Regions from separate parts of the Homo sapiens genome. Here region 2 is linked to region 1. Evidence: read pairs that join two places in POLR2A ChIA-PET (ENCODE). Cell type or tissue: PC-3. All regions are shown on one strand. Each heading gives the region's core, and the rest is flanking DNA. Links, peaks and the distances in the headings are about the cores only. Region 1 overlaps SH3TC2-DT (SH3TC2 divergent transcript). Region 2 overlaps SH3TC2 (SH3 domain and tetratricopeptide repeats 2).

What was found. Peaks named below come from ENCODE experiments on the same cell type or tissue, not always from the same donor. Only the 100,000 strongest peaks of a DNase experiment are listed, where the experiment ranks them.
Region 2: POLR2A ChIA-PET joins it to region 1 with 7 read pairs; 2 of 35 experiments call an interaction of 5 or more read pairs at or near these places.

Annotation. Positions count from the first base shown.
Region 1 is chr5:149,072,950-149,075,862 of GRCh38, reverse strand. The region is part of intron 2 of SH3TC2-DT (SH3TC2 divergent transcript); the gene reads right to left. Among named protein-coding and RNA genes, the nearest start is that of SH3TC2-DT, 11 kb to the right of the region's middle. RefSeq lists an enhancer at 1,664-2,863. In PC-3, for the core only: no CTCF peak of the experiment used is centred there; DNase peaks (open chromatin) are centred at 1,562 and 2,432; H3K27ac peaks cover 2,045 bases.
Region 2 is chr5:148,996,964-148,999,876 of GRCh38, reverse strand. SH3TC2 (SH3 domain and tetratricopeptide repeats 2) reads left to right here. Exons shown (of 17, transcript NM_024577.4): 17 at 1-2,913. Among named protein-coding and RNA genes, the nearest start is that of MIR584, 64 kb to the left of the region's middle. In PC-3, for the core only: CTCF peaks have their summits at 1,302 and 1,506 (motif pointing right); a DNase peak (open chromatin) is centred at 1,506.

The DNA of each region.
Region 1 (2,913 bases), core at 200-2,699:
AGTTTGTAGCAGCAGTGGTGGCAGGGTCGGTTGTTAGAGCTCTCAGTGGAAAAGTCTTTGCGGGGGGGGTCCTCTTGTTTTTTTTTTTCCCACAGTGGGAAGAAGTAGCTGAGGGGATCCCTCTTGGTGTTGGGTCTGACACAGGCCACAGGCAGCCACAGTGGTTCTGTGTTCCAGACTACAGCTGCTTGGAGTAGCTGTGGAGTTTGGGTCCTGGCTTCAATGTCTTGTTGTACTGTTGTAGAACCTGTAAGGTGGGTGTTCACTCTCTGTGACAAGTGGATGAAGCTCCTGCACTAAACAGAGGACTGTTACTCTGAGCCACTCCCCAGTAGCTTGGGCCCAGGGGTCAGGTGTGTAGCTGTGACTCTGATGCTGGGGGTCAGGGCACAGCACTGGTATGGCTCTGGGGAGGAAGGAGTGTTCCAGAAACTTGGGCCTAGAGCCGATAGGGTACAGTGGCAACTCAGGCATCAGGAGAGGAAGTAGCACATCATGGTGACTCTGGACTCTGCAGAGGTGGAACACGACAGTGGCCCAGGGTGTGTAAGTCCAGGTGCAGTGGCAGAGAATTCCTAGAATGGAGGTGCACAGCTGTGGCTTGGGCTCTAGGAGGTGGGGAGCAGGGCAATGATAGCTCAATACCTTGGGGAGGTGCAACACCTCAGCAGCTCAGACTCCAGAGGGCTGGTTCAGATCCGAGAAGATGGAGCTCTGCAGTTGCACAGCCCAAAGGGTAGGGTGAAATAGAACAGCCAAGACTCTGTTTCCCTAGGGGGTAGGGCACCACATCTGCTCAGGCATCAGAGGTGCAGCTGCTCTGGTGAGACCATCTCTGGATCCCCAAGGGGCTTGGTGACACATGGGCTTGAATGCTGGGGTTGTGGCTACTCTCCTGGGCTGACACTGATTCTGAGGGGTGAGGTATGGGGTTGGTTATGGCTCTGGGGGCTCAGGTATGCTCTGCTGGCTCAGGCATGATTTACCCCTCCCTTATCCAGCTACTAGAGGGCAGGGATGTTGCCTACACTTCTCCCTGCTAGATGATTTCCTTATGGATTACAAGGCCTGCACAAAGAGGGCACTCGGTGCACAATTGTGGAATTAAATCCATTGAAATTATCAGGCAAGAGGATCTACTTTCTACATACACACATATGGTTGGGATGTTCTTTCTTTTTCACAAATGGGATCATATTGTATGCATTGTATTGCCAACTTTCTTTTCTTCTCCTTCTTCCTTGTGTAATAATGTCTTAGGGATCTTTCCTTGACTCTGTGAAGACCCACTTCATTCATTTTAACTGCTGGATAATCACTCCTGTATTGATGGGCATTTGAGTTCCTTCCACTCCTCACTATTTCTTGTGATGCTGCTGTTGGCTTTCTTGCACAGGCCTCTTGCTACACAGGTGTGAGTGTTTCTCCAGGAAAGACACCTGAGCAGGACTCACTGGATGGCAGGGCTCCTCTTTCCTGTCCCATTTACTGGGTCAGATGCTTAAAATCTAAATTTTCCTGAAAGACAAGTTGAACTTAGGAGAAATTCCTTTCCCTGGGAGTGGTAGGGAGTGTCAGTCCTGGGCTTGTATCATGAACTTGGCACACACACAGATACACACACACACACATGCATGCACACACACACACTTGATTCTATTCCAGCCTGCTCACCAGGAAACCTAATTTTAAAACAGGAACTAATTCATGTGTTTTTCAGCTGCATCAGGTCATTTATATTCTTCTCTAAACTGGTTATTCTAGTTAGCATTTTGTCTAACCTTTTTTCAAGGTTCCTAGCTTCCCTGCATTGGGTTAGAGCATGCTCCTTTAGCTCGGAGGAGTTTGTTATTACCCACCTTCTGAAGCCTACTTCTGTCAATTCGTCAAACTCATTCTCTGTCCAGTTTTGTTCCCTTGCTGGTGAGGAGTTGTGAACCTTTGGAGTAGAAGAGGCATTCTGGTTTTTGGAATTTTCAGGCTTTTTGAGCTGGTTTCTCCCCATCTTCGTGAATTTATCTACCTTTGGTCTTTGATGTTGGTGACCTTCAGATGGGGTCTCTGAGTGGACGCCCTTTTTGTTGTTGATACTATTCCTTTCAAACCAGGAACTAATTCATGTTAGCATCTTTTGTGGAAGCACACTGAACATGAAAGTCCTCATATTTGAGCTCTAGTATAGGATTTGTCACAAACCTTCCAAGACAATGTAGGACAAGGAACATAGCCTCTATGGTCTTAAATGGGTTTGGAGGAGATAAGGAGTAGAGGAATAGACACATTACTGTTCAAGGGCACTTTCGGTGCTAACCTTCCAGGGTGATGCTTTGGTTTTCTGCCCTTGACCTCAGGTTTGCCCATAGGAGACACAAAATGGGGAGTGGATGCTTTAAAAGCCAGTCAGCTTTCCCAGGTGAGTCAGAGTCAGCAGCTTGGTGACCTAAGCCCTGGTCAGCAGCCCTACCTTCTTTCCTGGAGCTACCACTGCTGGTTCCTCAGCTGACCCCTGGAGAGGGCAGGTTTCACATCTCATACAGAAGAAAGTCAGGAGGAAGCCTTGCCCAAGACTTAGTAGTCTATATTTCTGGTGGCTGCCAGGCCCCACCACCACAGATGCCTGGTTTGGTGTTTCTGACAAAGAAGTAGAGCTGAGTGGTAAGGCAAAGGCTCTGGGGTCACACTGCCTTTGTTCCAATCTGACCGGCAGACAGAACTGGAGAAAATCACTCAGACTCTTACTTTCCTTATTTTTAGTTGGGGGTGAATATTAAGTGAGGAATTTTCACATGAGCACATGATAAGGGCTCAATATGCATTTATGATTGTTGTTGTTAATGTCCACAACAAACACAGCTTTTAAGGTAACCAGTGGTGTCTGATGAATTCGTAGATAGATGCATGAGTGTACAGCAA
Region 2 (2,913 bases), core at 167-2,666, 76 kb after region 1:
GAAGCAAAGAGGGTTTGGATTCTACCTGGAGGTTGAGGGGAAGGTATAGAAGGATTATAAGCAGTTGAAAGAAACATGGTCAGATTTGTGCTTTGGAAAGATGATTCTAGAAGCAGCATGAGACTAGATTAGGGCAGCAGTGGAGAAGGTAGAAAACACATTAGGACTTGGCGATTGCAACACAACACTCCAGCCTTGATTCAGATATCAACAGTTTTCCCCACTAATGTTCTTCTGATCCCACATTGGATTTAGTTGCCATATTTCCCTATGCATCTCTGGTCTATGACGGTTTCTGCCTTTCCTTGTTTTTCATGACCTTGTCAGTTTTGGTCTCTTTTCCTCTTTTAATTGCTCCCATTGAGATGTGTGGACAAGCGGCAAAGAAGGAAGAAATTCAAGGGAATGGGCTCTGCACTCACTCAGGTGGCAGCTCAGGTGGGGGCAATGTAATGTGTTTTGGAGTTGGGCATACTTAGGTTAGAATCTGTTTCTTACTAGCTGTGTGACCTTCTGCAAATTAATTAACTTCCCTGAGCCCAGGGCTGTCAGAATTATATCAGACTTACTTATGTCATAGACAAGGAAATGGCTAAAAAGGAAATCCATCTTTGGAGGCATGTAAGCCTTGACATTGAGAAGTGCAGCCAAACCTGGAGGTGTGGCCAGGCACCCTGGTCCTGCATTCAGGGACACTTGGGTCTGAAGCTCTTTCTCCTTTTCATCACTGAGTGACCTGAGCAACTTACTTTACCTCTTTAAGCTTCAATTATTCCTCTGCTCAGACTTTTAATTGAGACGAGATGTATGGATGGCTTGGTATGAATGTCAATTGGTGGTAGCTGTCACAATGAAGCAGAACTGAGTAGATTCTTAATAAGCACATCTATTCCTGGGTCCCACACCGTTAAGCGGGAGGGTGTGTATGTTAGGGGTGCTCTTTGCTACTGGGCCTCTCACTTGGCGGTCTTCCCTCTTCGGTGGGACAGCATATATTTCCTGATATGTACCCCCTCACTCTCCCAACTCTGTCTGATTATTCCAGAACTCAGGGGACTTGAGGATGGAGGCTGCTGGAAGTGCTGGCTCTGGGAATGTGCACTTCGTTCACCCTCCTCTAAGGGGTGTCTTCTCCCCAGAGAAGCAGAGACAAGTGACTGCTTAGGGGGTGGGGATTCTCCCCAGCTGCCATGGTGCAGGATCAAGAATAACTTGCGTGGCCAGGACTGCACAGTGGGGCTGCTTGGCTTGGCTTCCCAGTACAGACTGCGAGGCAGGTGAGAGGGAAGGATGCTGTGCTTTCAAAACGATTTCAAAGGTGAGAACCCAGCTGCCACTTCTAGTGCTGCCTTTGACTCCTTATCCAGGGCATCACACTAGCTTGAGGGATGAGGCTCTTTGAGATGAACTTCCAGACAGGGTAGGTGAGAGGATGGTTGAAGTCACATGGCTAATGAGAAGACAGGCTAATCCATTGCTGTCCTTTTCTGTGAGAAATCCAAGAGTTCCAGTAGGGGGCAGTGATGTCTTCCTAAATAGTGTATCATTGGTAAAGAACGTATTTAATATTAATAGTTCTGAATCAGACTAGGGTAGTGGCTGTCAAATCCTTTTTTGTTGTTATGTTGTTGTTGTTGTGGCCCACAGTAAGAAATGCATTTTATGGTTTATCCTCGTGTGCATATGTTTGTGCATATGCAACAACATAGAGAAATGCACTCATACATTCTGTTTTGTTCTATTCATTTTTAAAAACATTCTATTCTAGTTAAAAAATATCAAATTTATGACTCACCAAATGAATTTCTCACTCATTAACCTGTAGTTTGAAAAGTGCTGACCTGGAGGGTGGTCTCTAAAAAAGTGCAGGAGGGCTCCAGCCTTTGTTCTTTTCTATGTATTATTTGATGGATATCTTACTTCTTTTTGAGACCAGAGAGTGTGTACATCTCAAAATAAAAATAACAGTTGAGGTTAATGTGTTTTATGCATTAAGTCTCATGCAAAACCTTTGTGATGACTCTCATGTAATCACACAACATTTTGGTGTAGTTACTATTATTTTTATCTCCACTGAGGTTTAGAGAATTGATGTGGCTTGTCTAAGTCCACAGTTAGTGGTGATCGAGGTGAAATTTGAAGTCATGTCCTCTGATGCTGGAGCTAGGAAATGAAACCATTATATTATATTGTGTTTCTGTCAGGTGACACATCTCTGAGAGAAATGCTATCACTAATATGATCATGAATAGAAGCATTAGATTAAAACTTGTTTCATCAGCCTGAAATACTGGGCTGAAATCAACACAATCATTCTGGTGTAATTGAATCAATCAAAATTGGTTACTTTAGAACAGGATTGGAGAGAACTGACTTTCCAGGAGGTCTTGAAAAAGAAATACTGGTGTTATTGTTGACCACAGTCAGGTAACTTAGCCTAGAAAAAAAGAGAGACTGCATTTCCCAAATGGAAAATAGAAGGAGGAACAGAAAGCTTTGACCTATAGTAGTGATTGGTCAAAACAAATTATAAGATCAGTAAGTTATGTTTTGAAGAAGATTCCAGGTTGGGAGTGAGGTGAATGAGGGAAACTTGCAAGAGACTCCAGAGCCAATCGTAGAAGACTATGGACATCTGAGGAAGGGAAGCAGCCAGGTGGAGTTTCGTGGGTCTCACCCATCATAGTACCCGTAGCTCCAATGGTGGTAGCAGAAGGAAGATCATGAACATGAGAGAATAGCCTACTTTTGACATCATGGAAAAAGCTATTAGGAACATCCTTCTCATCCAAATATGTGTTGCAAAACAAATAGCCTGGGAAGAGCCCATGTTCATGTACAGATGCTTTGTTTCTTATGCATAAATGTTGGTAGTAGCACTTTTTTTACTCACTTAGTATTCAGGAATGCTTA